Regions from separate parts of the Homo sapiens genome. Here regions 2 and 3 are each linked to region 1. Evidence: chromatin contacts called from ENCODE Hi-C or POLR2A ChIA-PET data. All regions are on one chromosome and are shown on one strand. The core of a region is the stretch at or near the end of the contact, and the rest is flanking DNA. Distances in the headings are between cores, read along the strand shown.

What was found. Hi-C counts contacts between places; a loop is a spot of excess contacts on that map. ChIA-PET counts read pairs that join two places held with the same protein, here RNA polymerase II (POLR2A). Pooled maps may share reads with other maps.
Region 2: a loop to region 1 is called in a map of ascending aorta, with 5 times the contacts of the local background. The contact joins two enhancer-like sites. A Hi-C loop is called at or near these places in 4 of 168 maps with a recorded cell type or tissue (CD4-positive, alpha-beta T cell, CD8-positive, alpha-beta T cell, ascending aorta and 1 more) and 10 of 50 pooled maps.
Region 3: a loop to region 1 is called in a map of naive thymus-derived CD4-positive, alpha-beta T cell, with 10 times the contacts of the local background. The contact joins two enhancer-like sites. A Hi-C loop is called at or near these places in 8 of 168 maps with a recorded cell type or tissue (CD4-positive, alpha-beta T cell, CD4-positive, alpha-beta memory T cell, CD8-positive, alpha-beta T cell and 4 more), 2 of 37 single-sample maps with no recorded cell type and 19 of 50 pooled maps. POLR2A ChIA-PET finds 5 or more read pairs at or near these places in 3 of 52 experiments (Panc1, activated CD4-positive, alpha-beta T cell and activated T-cell).

The regions. Positions count from the first base shown.
Region 1 is chr11:10,932,637-10,937,232 of GRCh38, forward strand. LOC105379882 (a long non-coding RNA gene) reads left to right here. Exons shown (of 4, transcript XR_001748122.2): 3 at 811-1,674. Among named protein-coding and RNA genes, the nearest start is that of ZBED5-AS1, 77 kb to the left of the region's middle. RefSeq lists a silencer at 4,025-4,213. Within about 2 kb of position 2,625, at least 2 of the 41 ENCODE cell types and tissues checked have a DNase peak (open chromatin) inside an H3K27ac peak, as active enhancers do.
Region 2 is chr11:12,284,640-12,289,235 of GRCh38, forward strand. It overlaps a transcript of MICAL2 not described here. Among named protein-coding and RNA genes, the nearest start is that of PARVA, 91 kb to the right of the region's middle. Within about 2 kb of position 2,477, at least 23 of the 41 ENCODE cell types and tissues checked have a DNase peak (open chromatin) inside an H3K27ac peak, as active enhancers do.
Region 3 is chr11:12,042,286-12,046,881 of GRCh38, forward strand. All of the region lies in intron 1 of LINC02547 (long intergenic non-protein coding RNA 2547), which reads left to right. Among named protein-coding and RNA genes, the nearest start is that of LINC02547, 14 kb to the left of the region's middle. Within about 2 kb of position 2,291, at least 27 of the 41 ENCODE cell types and tissues checked have a DNase peak (open chromatin) inside an H3K27ac peak, as active enhancers do.

The sequences.
Region 1 (4,596 bases), core at 1,375-3,874:
GTTTGCTGTGGTGGTATGCATCTGTAGTCCCAGCTACTTGGGAGGCTGAGGTGAGAGAATCACTTGAACCCAGAAGTTCAAGACTGCAGTGAACTATGATCGAACCACTGAACTTCAGCCTGGGCGACAGTGAGACCCCTTCTCAAAAAAAAAAAAAAAAAAAAAGAAAGAAAGAAAACATACATCTCAGCAGTATGGGTAATGGGCCAGTTAGTCAAGTGCGCTTTGCCTCAGTTTCCTCGTCTGTAAAATGGGGTTTATTAGGAGACCTACTCTGTAGAGTTTTTTTTCTTTTTTCTTTTTTTTTAAGAATTAAATAGTGTTTCTTTATAAAGTAATAATGTGGTGCAAAGCACAAAGCAAGCACTCGGAAAGGGTTTACCTATGAACATTTGCACTGCCGGGTCTTGAAGGAGAAGGCATTTGCCAAGCGAGAGCAGAATGGGAAGAACTTTCCAGGCAGAGGCCACAGAGGCAGTAAGAAGGAGGGGGGCGAGGATGATTGTGGGCTTAATAACAGTGGTGGGCATGAGGATTACCTGCAACAGCAGCACCCTGTGGGGAGGTCTTGCTAAATATTCAGATTCTTGGGCCCCTCCTTAGACCTACAAGATCTGGGTCTCTGGGCAAAGCATGGGAATCTGTGTTTTAACTTGCTCCCCAGAGATTTCTGTTGCACCCCTTCCCTCCACCCGATCCCAGGGCTCTGTCCTGGTTCAGGCTTTATTGTGTTCAGCTGTGCTAGAATAAACACCTTTTTAATGGATCCTCCTTCAATCCTATAACCTGATTCTCCTTCAATCACCTCAGCCGAATGACATCTCTCAGAAATCTTCCCTGACTGTCCAGGCGGAATTAATGGTTCACTTCCCTGTTCCTCTATACCTTGAGCATCCCTCTACAATTGAATGCTCCTTCATTCCATTTCATTGCACCAGCATGTATCGAGGGTCTACTGTTATCTATCGCTGAAGAGAATGATTGCAAAAAACTTGAATGAACATGGAAAATGCTGATGATCAGATTTCCATTGAAAAGAAAGGTGTGCTCCTTGGGGTGGGGGTGTTGTTGTAATTGTCAGAAAATGTTTAATAAAAGAAACAGAAATAACAATAATCTTGTTAGCATAATTGTGAGTGAACTTTTGCTCTTTTTTAATTCTCAAAAATACCCTAAACATCATGTTTCACGGTCTTTACAAAAACACCACCACAGAAACAACAGAAGCCTCCGGGCCTGAGGTGTCATACTGGGTATGGCCACATGGTGTCCCTCCAGCTCAGTCTAAACCTTCCAGACTACAGTCTTCCAACAGTCTCCGCTTCGCCCAGCAGCCGGGGCTAGTCCGAGCCGAGCGAACCCTAAGCTACGGGAACCAGCTTCTTGGTGCTGTCCCAAGAGTGGAGAGGAGACAGATGAACGTTTCTCAGGCTAGAGGAAGGCGGTTTATTTGCTTCCAAGGGTTCCAGTAGACAGTTCTGACACGAAATTTCGTTGTGGAGGGAACTTTTAAGACTGTGTGAAGGGAGGGAATGGGAAGGGTTTAGATTTGCATAGTAGGTGGGCAGCTTTGTGGCGGTTGGGAGGAGGTTTGGATGACTTGAGAGAGACCAGGAAAAAAGCTGGAGTCCGGACTGAGGAACGGAAGGATACGGAGTTTTTTTGTAGGCGAGGGTAAGGGGCAGCAATGGGGTTGGAAGGAGGGGTTGGGGATGTGTTTGCACAGCAAGCATACTATTTATATCACACATCCATAAGAAAAAAGTTGTAAAGAGGCCCTTCCCCGTCAGTATTTTACTTCGGTTTTCTTGCCAATCCGGCCCCAAACTCGGAGGTTTTTTTTTTTTTTTTTTTTTTTTTTTTTTATGCCAGTCTGGCCCCAAACTCTAGCCGTTCACCTACATACTGGGAAACTGTTATGTTTTCGGTTTGATAGCAGACAGGCAAACTTTTTAGCAGCATTTGGATTTCCTGTAGGACGGTGGTTCTCAAACTGGTGCGCATGAGTGTCACCTGGAGGGCTTGTTAGAGCAGATGGCTGGGCTCCACCCCAGAGCTCCTCTTTCAGTAGGTGTTGGGTGGAGCCTGAGAATGTGCATTTTAATAATGTTCTCAGATGGTGCTGATACTGCTGGTCTGGAGAACCAACAATGTAAAGGAATTCATTTCCTAACAGGTTCTGCCAATGTTCTCTCCACCTTAAAAACCAAAAGCCAAAGAACCCCAATTCTCCCCCTGGATGATGGGTATTTGCGATTGCAGGCACTTTAAAAAGTGGTAGAACTCACCTTCTGGTTTTAGTTTAATTTTTTGTTTGTTCTAACCACTGTCATTCAACACATAATGGTTTTAGATATTTATTGTTAGCTTTTGCCTGTTTAGAATTTTTGATCTTGTTGCTATGGATGGTGTTTGCTATAAAAACCTTGATGGCTGGGGAGTGGAGTGTTCCAAAGGAAAATGCTCTTATATTCAAGTCAGTTCCTCTGCTCTTATCTGTACACCACACTGTAATCCCTAGGAAGGAGACTCTAGAGGAAAAGGGGAAGGCGGGAAGGCTCAACAGCTGGGACTGCCATAGGTTCAACCAGTCCACAGCCCTAGAGGGGTGCATGCACACAGTGGAGCTGTCTCTTCTCCTCTTAAGGGGCAGCTCTGGGCTTTGGGGTACCTGAGTCTACAGTAGGAGGGAAACGAGAACTGGTCTCAGCTCCTACAGGTACTTTGGACTTTACCTCCTCGGGTCTTATATTAGTTTCCTATTGCTGTTGTAACAAACTACCATAAATGTCATGGCTTAAAACAACTGAAGTTTATTAGCTTACAGTTCTAGACGTCAAAGTCTGAAATGGGTCTTGTTGGGGCTAAAATCGAACGCTGTGTTCCTTCTGGGGGCTCTAGGGGAGAACCCGCTCTTTGTCTTTTCCAACTTTGTTTTGTTTTGAGACAGGGTCTCCCCCTGTTGCCTGGGCCAGAGTGCGGTGGTGCAATATAGCTCACTGCAACCTTGAACTCCTGGGCTCAAGCACTTCTCCTGCCTCAGCCTCCTATGTAGCTAGGACTATAGGCACACGCCACTATATCTGGCTAATTTTGTTTTTTATTTTTCGTGGAGATAGGGTCTTGCTGTGTTGCCCAGGCTGGCCTCAAACTCCTGGCCTCAAGCAATCCTCCCGCCTCAGCTGGGATTACAGGCACAAGCCACTGTGCCCAGCCCATTTCCAACTTTTAGAGATTGCTTGCATTCCTTGGCTCCTGGACACATTACCCTGATTTCTGCTTCTATCACCACCTCTCCTTTTCTGACTCTGAGCCTCCGGTCTTTCTTTTAAAAGGGCCCTTGTAATTACACTGGGCCCATTTGGATAGTCCAGGATACTCTCCCCATTTTAACTTAATTCCATCTGCAAAGTCCCTTTGCCACATAAGGTAACATGTTCATAAGGTCTGGGGATCAGGATGTGGACTTCTTTGCAGGGGGTGAACTGTAATACTCATTTATAAAGTATACTCATAAAGAATTGAAAATACAGTTCAGACAATAGAAGAGAAACATAATAAACATTTCCTTCCATTTAAAAAATAGTTTTTACATAGTTATACTGTATATACAACTTGAGATCCTGGTATTTCAATTAAATATTGTGTCTAAATATATTCTAAATTATATAAAATGTGCTAAATTATACTAAATATAGTCTATATTAATATACACAGCGAACATTTTTACTGACTACATAGTTGAGTGACTATACCATATTTTACCTAAGCCTTCCCATAATTTTGGAAATGTAAATCATTTTAATTTTTAAATATAAATAACTCTATGATAAATACTTTTGCTCGTAAGGATTTTTATGTTTGTAAGTTTTTCCTTGGGATAGGCTCCTGGATGTGGAGTCACTGGATCAAAGGCTTTTACACAAAATGTTTTTCAAAGGGTTTATATTAATTTTCAGAACCACCAAGTTCTGAGAATTAGGATGTGAATATCTTTGGTGTCATTATTCTGCCTACCACAGGCCTCAAGTTTCTCCTTGGTAGAATGGTAATATAATCACTATTCCCCAGGCAGCTGAGAAGATTAAAGGCACTCATATCTCTGAAGAAAGCTTGGTAAGCAGTGAAGACCTGCACATGTGGTAGTTATTGCTCTCGTGACCTGAGCTTACCTGGTGGGCAGGTTGGGAAAGGGGCTCATGCCCATGACTCAGTTATACCACACTACAGCCCTGATACTTGAGAGACAGTGTGTGTGCGTGTGTGTGTGTGTGCTTGTGCATAGGGTATGGGGTGGGAACAGTTTTCTAAGCAGCAGCCACTTGCTTACAGAAAGGCCCAGCAAACCTATGGAAAACTGTCTGGAACTGTGGTTCACCACCCTCACTGTGCATCAGAATTACTCCATGAGTTTTTAAGAAGCACAGGTTCCCTGAGTTCCATACCCGAGTGATTCTGGTTCAGTTAGTCCAGGTGGAGCTCAGTCTTCATGTTTTACCAAAGTTCCCCAGGTGATTGTGATGCAATAGAGATTAAAAAAACTCTGACCTAGGCCATCTATGGGAAGCCTGGGGAACAAAACCTGGGAAAAGCTGG
Region 2 (4,596 bases), core at 1,227-3,726, 1.4 Mb after region 1:
TTAAGTGATTAAGAGGCTAGCTTTGGCCAGCAGGATGTAGCTGTGCTTAAGACCTGCTTGCTCCTTATGGAAAACATCCAGCCTGGAAAGCCCAGGCAGCCAGCAATTGGGGGGTGGGCTATTCATCTCCTCATGGGGAGCTGGGAAGACTGTGTGCCCATCCATACAGGCTCCTCCTCAAACCCATGGGCTTGATTTTGAGAGCAGGCCTGTGGGATTGGGAACCTGCCAGACAGAGCAGACATGAAGCGCCTCCAAATGTAACCACCCGAAGGGTTCTCCTTGCCTGCTGCCTAGACTGAGCTGATTTCTCAAGACAGGGGAATTGCGATAGAAAAAGAGTTTAATTTACACAGAGCTGGCTGTACAGGAGACCAGAATTTTATTATTACTTAAATCAGTCTCCCTGAAAACTCGGGGATCAGGATTTTTAAAGATAATTTGTTGAGAAGGGGTTCGGAAAATGGGGAGTGCTGATTGGTCAGGTCAGAGATGAACTCATAGGGAGTCAAAGCTGTCCTCTTGCACTGAGTCAGTTCCTGAGTGGGGGCTAAAAGACCAGATGAGCCAGTTTATCAATCTAGGTGGTGCCAGTTGAACCTCTGAGCGCAGAGTCTGCAAAATATCCCAAGCACTGATCTTAGGCTTTACAATAGTGATGTTAGCCTCAAGATGCAATTTGGGAAGGTTCGGAATCTTGCAACTTCCAGCTGCATGACTCTTAAACCACAATTTCTAATCTTGCGGCTAATTTGTTAGTCCTGCAAAGGCAGTCTTGTCCCCAGGCAGGAAGGGGGTTTGTCTGGGGAAAGGGCTGTTATCGTCTTTGTTTCCAAACTAAACTATAAACTAAGTTCCTCCCAAAGTTAGTTCAGCCTACGCCCAGGAATGAACAAAGACAGGGTGGAGGTTAGAAGCAAGAGGGATTGGTTAAGTCAGATCTCTGTCACTGTCATAATTTTCTCAGTTATAATTTTTGCAAAGGCATTTTCACAAATGGAGTAAGGGAAAGAGAGGAGCTGAAGGAGCTGGTCTTGAGGAAGGAAAGCCCCCAGGTAGTAATTGTCACCTGTGCTCCACAGCCTGGCTGCTAAGAAAGAGTTCCACTGTGAGACCTGGCAGGGAGTGGAATATCTAGGACTGTTTCTAGACAGAAAGAAAGACAGAGGGCTGGGCTAGCTGGGCCTTGGATTTAGGGTCCTGGATTCAGACCCTCCCTGCGTCCATCTCCCACACCCACATCATGCCCTTGGGCTTCCTTTCCGTTCATGCTTCCTGGCCCTGCCTGTGTGCACATTCAGATGTTCACCGTCCCCATCCTTTCTCTCCAGCAGTGATGGAGGCGCAGGGGCCTGAAGCCTGGGAATGCATCTGCAGGCCTTGCCTGGGAACAGGGAACACGTGGACCCCACTGCCCACTCTCACACCCTAAGTGACCAAGACCTGTTTTTCTTCTGCATGTGATGTTCATTTTGCTCAGCTAATCCTCAAGGCCCAGCTGGCAGAGGGGTCTTCCACAGGAAGTACAGTGTCCCGCAAATATGTTTCCCTTGGAACCAGGCCAAGGGAGGGCCACAGCAATGATGGTCCACAGCCTCAATTAAACCTGGTTTCCAAAGGGTTTGGGGGGCTCTGTGGGGAAAGGGGAGGCAGAGAGTAGAACTTCCTGCAGCTTCCTGGCTTCAATCAGAGCAGCTCCAGTTTTTAATGTATTACATATATGGAACATTGATGGCCCGTGATGACCTTAGCTTTAAATAACTGTTCTGACATGAATGAATATGTGCATGTACGTATGTACACATGCATGTATAAATATGTCTACACATATGCATATACGCATAGATGCATGTAGATGCTCACTGATGATCTTAGTAATGATGGTTCATAATTTGAGGCATTCTCTGAGGGTGGTACCTGTCCCATAGCAGGGTCTCAAATATTTGATGCCAGGTGTGGTGGCTCATGCCTGTAACCCCAGCACTTTGGGAGGCCGAGGTGGGAGGATCACTTGAGCCCAGGAGTTTGAGACCAACCTGGGCAACACAGTGGGACCCTGTCTCTATAAAAAATAAAAATTAAAAAATTATCTGCGTGTCGTGGTGCATGCCTATAGTCCCAGCTACTCGGGAGCCTGAGGTGGGAGTATCATTTGAGCCCGAGAGGTCGAGGGGGCAGTGAGCCATGACCCCACCACTGCACTCCAGCCTGGTGACAAGCAAACAAAAACACAAAAATATTTGATGTGTGAACAAATGAAAAGTTTGGTAGAGTGTGTTGTGGGGACAGCAGTATGGTGTGAGGGAAGGAGAGAGTTCAGTCTATTATAATCATTAGTCTATTGACTTGTGGTAATTGAGCTATAGGAGATAAATTCCTACTTACTCTACACATTTAATGGACTCTTCCTCCCACCCCATCTTCCCTGTCCCTTTCTTTTTCCACAGCAGCTCTGCAACGGGCCAATAGCTTCCAGTCTCCAACCCCAAGCAAATACCAGAACTGGAGGAGAGAATTCTGGTGGAGTGAGTCACTAGCTCTCTGGGGGTGGGAGGCTGGGGCTGGGCAGAAGATCTCTGGTTAATTCTCAGGGGCAGCCGTTCTCATTCCTTACATGGTATCTCTCTGGCATGGCCTCCTGGTTGTCAGAGGCAAGAAATAAAATATAAGCTTGACTTTATTTCCACTGCTGACTAGAGGGAGCCTTTTCCAAGGGACTCAAGATCTTCCCATCCCCCTCCACCCCACCCCTGGCTCAGGAATTATGGAGCCTTAGGATTCTACAGTTTCACCCAGACAGGGCCTTAGCCATCATTGCCTCTAAGCTTTTTGAAATACAGATGAGTAAACTGAGGTTCAGGAACTCTATGATTTGATTCTGTACACTGGAGTGAGACTGGGCCATCAGATTAACGGCCTCACACAAAACAGGATGCTACACACAGACACCCACACATCCACACACACACACATGCACACGCACACACACTCACACCCCTACACATACACACACATACACACCTGCTCCTTTTTCTGAGTCACCCTTGGTCCCAGTGTCCTGGGGAAGAGCAGGGCTGTGGCAGGTGCTGAGGCGGCAGGCCCTGCCAGGGGGCGCAGTGAACACGCACAGTCTCACAGCATCTAGGCAGGCCGGGGATCCAGGGACTGCAGCACTCACTGAGCAGAGTTACCTCCTCAGGCCCTGAGCGAGGGGCAGAGACTCTTCATCCAGTTCCAGGCTCATCGCTGCCTTCCACCTCCCCCCACACCCACTCCCTCTCCAGCCTCACCCTAGGAGAGGAGGACCCAGAAAGGCCTTGGCTTAGACAGGGGTTTCTACCAAGAAACGTTGTTGCAGTTGGAACTGAGCCCTGGTCTTCCTTCCTTCTGAGTCAAGGCTCCCAGCCAGTGAGTCATTCCCCCACCATCCCCAGACGCACCACCGTCACACCAGGTCAGGCTGGGACAGGGGCACCTTGGGAGCAGGACCCAGGGCTGCACTCTTGGGCAGGCCACTTCATCTGAGGACAGCCTAGAGTCACTCCTGAATCCTCTGACAGCCCCCAGCGGCGACAGCAGAGGGCAGAGGAGCTAGCATTGCCACACATGGGTCATCGCCTTTACTGCCCTGCTCTGGCCCTCCCCAAGTCCCTGGAAGCCTGCTGCCCAGGCCCGGACTATATGAGTGTAGGGTCCATCCCAAGGCTTCCAGCCCACTCTACTGTGTGCCACCAGTGTGGGGGATCAGTCCCTCCTCAGGAAGCTCCCAGCCTGGGGTGAGAGCAGGGAGGCTGGTGGGAGACCCTCCCAATAGGGCTGGGTCGCTGGGGGAGGTGCAGGAGCAAGAGGACTGCTGAGCAGCCCCATGGTGTCTGGGATGGGCCTGGGAAACTCAGCCTTTAGTTATCAAGGAGTATTGCACAGCGTTTCTCGAGAGTATACAAAAGCTGCTTTGAGGGCAGGGCTTGAGTTTTGATCATTTCAATCAGCCTAGTGTCTAGCATGGTCTGGCCCGGAGGAGGAACCCAATCCTTGTTTGCTGAATCAATGAATGAAGTAAGGAACCAAGGAGCGAGCTGGCTGGACTGCGTACAAAGGGAGGACATGGATTCAGGCCTGCTCAGGCTGCCGCCCCTAGAGGGCGCTCCAAGACTTTGAGGGGGATTTGAGCCTTGCAAAACCTCCAAGTTCTGGGAAGCTGCACCATGGAGTCCCAGTCTCCCGAAAATCCCCAGAGCTGAAAGCCACGAGAGCCATCTTTTTTATTGTCTTTACTTTGCCCAAAAGAAAACCTCAGGGAGCAGGGCTGGCATTGCCATTGGGAGCAGAATGCATGGTACCATCCCTCCTGTCCAGAGGCATTACTGCCCCATCACAGCTGGTTCTGGCCCCAAGCCCCAGGTGGGAGGGCCGGAGGGGATATGTGGCTGCCCTGGGCACCCTCCCCAGCTGATCATGCTGCCAGATGACCTCTAGGATCTACGAGAAAGGTTGCTGCTGCCAGAGGGCCCAGAGAGGAGGTAGCACAAGCGCCTGACCCAGAGGCAGCCTGGATGCTGAAACTCAGGCGCTGGTGTGCGCATCAGCCTCCTTCGC
Region 3 (4,596 bases), core at 1,041-3,540, 1.1 Mb after region 1:
AAAATGAGTGAAGCTGCCCACAGTGCGTTAATATCACAGAAAGATTGTAGAAAGATACGCATAACATGGTTGCATTTTCATCGTGGGAAAAACGATGCACTGTATGTATAAAAAGAATGTGTTTGATGATGTAACCATGAGTAAAAAACAGGAAGCATACCAAACCGTTAATGGTTCTGAATGGGTAGGCTTGCAACATTCCTTTGTGGTTATTTACATGCCTGTCTTGTCCCATCTATCTGTCAAGCTCCATTGGCTTGTCTTACTCATCCTTTTTTCCCCTCTTAACGCAGCACTGGTTCTTGGGCATGTGAGGGTTTGGTAAAGTTTTGCAGAATTGAATTGCTAATCATTGCCTCCCCACTTGCTCACCTATACTACAAACCAGAACTTGTTCAACGTCATACGGCTACCTTTAAATATTCTTGTTTTAAGTCTAAGTTCCAAAATATTATATTAGTAAATATGCTGACTTCCCTATACTGCACTCCTCAAGACTTAATGCACAGAAATCCTTAGTAAGTGGGAAGAAACAAAAGATTTGAACAGTAAAAATGCTGCAGGAATCCAGCACTGTTTGAAGGTTGCCTTTCTCCGAAGGTTACTGTTCAGAAAGAGAGGAGAGAGAGACCAACGTATCTCCCTGTACCTTGAAAGCCATTCTCCTCCAAGACATCTGTCAAGAGTTTCTGTCCATGTGGGTTATGGAAATGGTGTTAACTCGTGCAGAATTTTAATTACCTGTCTCAGGGGCCAAATGTATTTATGTATGTATCCATGTCATGATTATTTATTCATTCAATGAATGTTCAGAATCCTACAATATACCAGCTGTAATGCCTCATCATGAAATGTAAAACTGAAGAAAGCGGGGTTCTATTCTCAACGAGGGAGCCTCTGCCCTCACTTTTCTTTTTCATCACTTGAGCACCAATACCGAGCAGCCTCGTCTGTTTTTTTTTGCTTGTTTGTTTCCCCCCTGACATAGCATAAACTTAACTCTAGACGATTGTGTAGGATTGCTGCTGGAGTCCTGGATGCTAGTCTTTTATTTTATTTTTTAGTGACACTCACTCACTTTGTGTCCTAAAGCAAGCCCAGTTCCGTCTCTGTGCCTTGGTCTCGCCTCAGACAAATGGGGTATCCATTTGCCCTGCCAAACTCTAAGGGGTATTGTGAGGGCCAGACAGGGCAACAGATGCTGAAAGCATTTGAAATGAACAGAGCTGTGTAGAAGTGTCAGGCAGTACTCTTCCTGTGCCCCGGGTCACCGTAACTTGAAGAGCATCTGGACATATGTCAGAGAAAATAAAAACTGTTTTTGTTTCTCAGTGAAAATACCTGCCTTTTGAGACTTTCATTTAAAATGAAAACATTCCAAAGTAGTATGTGATCTTGAACAAGTCATTTTCCTCTCTGAGTCTCAGTTTATTCTCCTATAAAATAAGCCAGTGAGACTAGATGGATACATTTCAAATTCTGCTCTAGAAAATTCTTCACTGGGAAGAGATTCTTTTATCCCCACATCTGCAACCAGAACCACCATATATTTTTCAAATTTTACCCTCATTTTACTTATTTGGCTTCTATGTGAGGTCTTTTTGGTTTTCTTTTTCTTTTAAAGTGAAAGTAAGTTTATTAACAAAGTAAGAAAATAAAAGAATGGCTACTCCATAGTCAGGGCAGTGGCTTCTGTTTTGTTTTGTTGTTTTTCCTAAATAAAAATCCTAAGGCTAAAACAAAAAAAGAAAACCAGAACACGGCTAGATCACCTGTAGGGCCATTCTTCCCGGCCTTCGTGTCTGCACACGGAAGACCCACGTGCTTTCTGCTTAACGTGTGTGCATTCCTCTTGTATGTGTCAGGCGTGCACGAGGCCTCTCAGGACAGAATTCCTTTGCAGGGGGATTGACAATGAGTCATAACCTGCTTGACTTTTAAGTGTGCACTCAGAGATGACCATTTTTTATAGCAGAATTCCCGAGTCTAAACAACCTTTGGCAGCTGAAGACTGAGAATGAAATTCACCAACCAGTCCAGGGAAAACCTCTTCCAAAAGCTGTAATATTTTTGTTGGATGCAGGTGTGACCCGTGGTCTTGCCGTGGGGGAAGGGAATGGCTGTGGGAACAGTGCCACCTTGTGGCCATTTTTATGAGCAGACACTACCCAGTGCTGAGCTGAGGGCTGGTTCCTGGATGGTTACACTCCTGAAGAGGGACTTTCATTTTGGGATTGGGAAGGGGCCCAGAGATACACTGAGACCAGAGCCAGTCCCCACCTGGCAGCAAGCTCAGCTGCCTGAGTCAGAAGCCCTTCTCCAAAGTTACCACACTCCTGAGGCCCAGGAAGGCTGCCAGGCTGGGCGTGTGGTTATTGGGAGGGTCATGTGGCTGTCACTAGCAGGAACGTGTCTGGATATGGGAGTGGGAGGCAGAGTCTGAGAGGAGACAGAACAAATTTCACAATGGCCATGGCTGAGCCCCAGTTGGGAAGACGGTGACCCAGGAAGTATGCAAAGTGGTGGCAGGAGGGTGGTGTCCTCTTGTCTAGAAACCCAGGAGGCCTACAAAGCAGAGAGGACTCTACCTGTCCCCTCACCCCTGACCGTAGCCTGGGGCCTAAATGAGCCCTCCTACTCTCCGCCTTGCTGCCACGCCACCATCCCTGGCACAGGGTTCCTGGGAGGACAAAACGAGATGGATGAGGCTTAACACAGCATCTGGTGCGTGGGAAGCCCTCAGACATCCCTGTGCCTGTCCCCTCCCTCTCCTACTCTGTGCACTAGACATTGGAGTGACAACAATGAACCCAGCACAGCTGCTGTCAGAACTCACAGGCTGGCTGGGCGTGATGGTGCACACCTGTAATCCCAGGACTTTGGGAGGCTGAGATGGGAGGATCGCTTCGGTCTGGGAGTTGGAGACTAGCTTAGGTAACATATGGAGATTCCGTTGTTACAAAAGATAAAAAACAATCAGCCAGGTGTGGTGGCACGCTCCTATAGGTTCAGCTACTCAGGAAGCTAAGGTAGTGATCACTTGAGCCCAGGAAGATGAGGCTGCAGTGAGCTGTGATCACACAACTGCACTCCAACCTGGGTGACGGAGTGAGACCCTGTCTCAAAAAAATAAAAAATAAGAAGGACAGGTGTGGTGGCTCATGCCTGTAATCCCAGCACTTTGGGAGGCTGAAGTGGGAAGATTATTTGGAGTCAGGAGTCCAAGACTAGCCTAGGCAACTTAACAAGACCCTGTCTCCACAAAAAAATATAAAAATTAGCCAGGCATGGTGGTGTGCCCTGTAGTCCCAGCTACTCAGGAGGCTGAGGTGGAGGATTGCTGGAGCCCAGGAGTTCAAGACTGCAGTGAGCCATGATTATGCCACTGCACTCCAGCCTAGGGGACAGAGTGAGACCCTGTCTCAAAAAAAAAAAAAAAAAAAAAGGTAAAAAGAAACACCATAAAAATAAATTTAATAATAATACATTTAATAAGATATATCCAATATCTTGTCATTTTAAAATGTAATTAAAATAAAATTCAGTAATTAAAATTCATCAACTTCCCTAAGAGCTGGAAAATTAATGAAATATTTTATATTCTTGTTTTCTATGCTGCTTGAAATTCTGTGTGTATTTTACACCCACAGCACATCTCAATTTGGACTCACCACATTTCAAGCCCTAAATAGCCACATGTGGCTAGTGGCTACTGCACGGCACAGCACAGGGCTGGTGCAAGGAAAGGCGCTCACACACATATACACAATACACACACATACACAAATACACACACACACACATATCCACACACATACAAACACACACATGCACATACACACACATGCACACACACACACAAACATATATACACACACACATATACACACCCAGAGGTCAGTAAGTTACTGGTCAGTAACTTTATAAGGGGCACAAAGTTGATGGGTGATATGGTTGGGCTCTCTGTCCCCACCCAAATCTCATCTAGAATTGTAATCCCCACGTGTGGAGGAAGGGACTTGGTAGGAGGTGATTGGATCATGGGGGCTGTTTTCCCCCTTGCCATTCTAGTGATAGTGAGTTCTCATGAGATCTAATGGTTTAAAAGCGTGTGGTAGATTCCCTTGCTCTCTGTCCTGCCACCATGTGAAGAAGGTCCTTGCTTCCTCTTCGCCTTCCGCCATGATTGTTAGTGTCATGAGGCTTCCCAGTCATGCTTCCTGTTAAGCCTGTGGAACTGTGAGTCAGTTAAACCTCTTTTCTTTATAAATTACCCCGTCTCAGGCAGTTCTTTACAGCAGTGTGAAAATGGAGTAATACAGTGGGGGAGGCTAACTTGGACTGGGAAGGTAAGAAAAGTCCTCTTGGAGGAGGTGGTGTTTAAACCTGGCTGGCTGGCTGCATGAGACTTGAAAGTGAAGCGATGGGGAAAGGCTGGAGGGTGGGAGAGGGGTTGGCCTGTCCATGCACCATCCAGGCACCTTCTGATAGAATGAGAGTGAGTGAACTATAGCTCTCAAGCCAAACTCTGCCTGCCACCTGTGTCTGTATGCCCTAAGAGCTAAGAATGGTTTTCACATTTTCTTTTAGACAGGG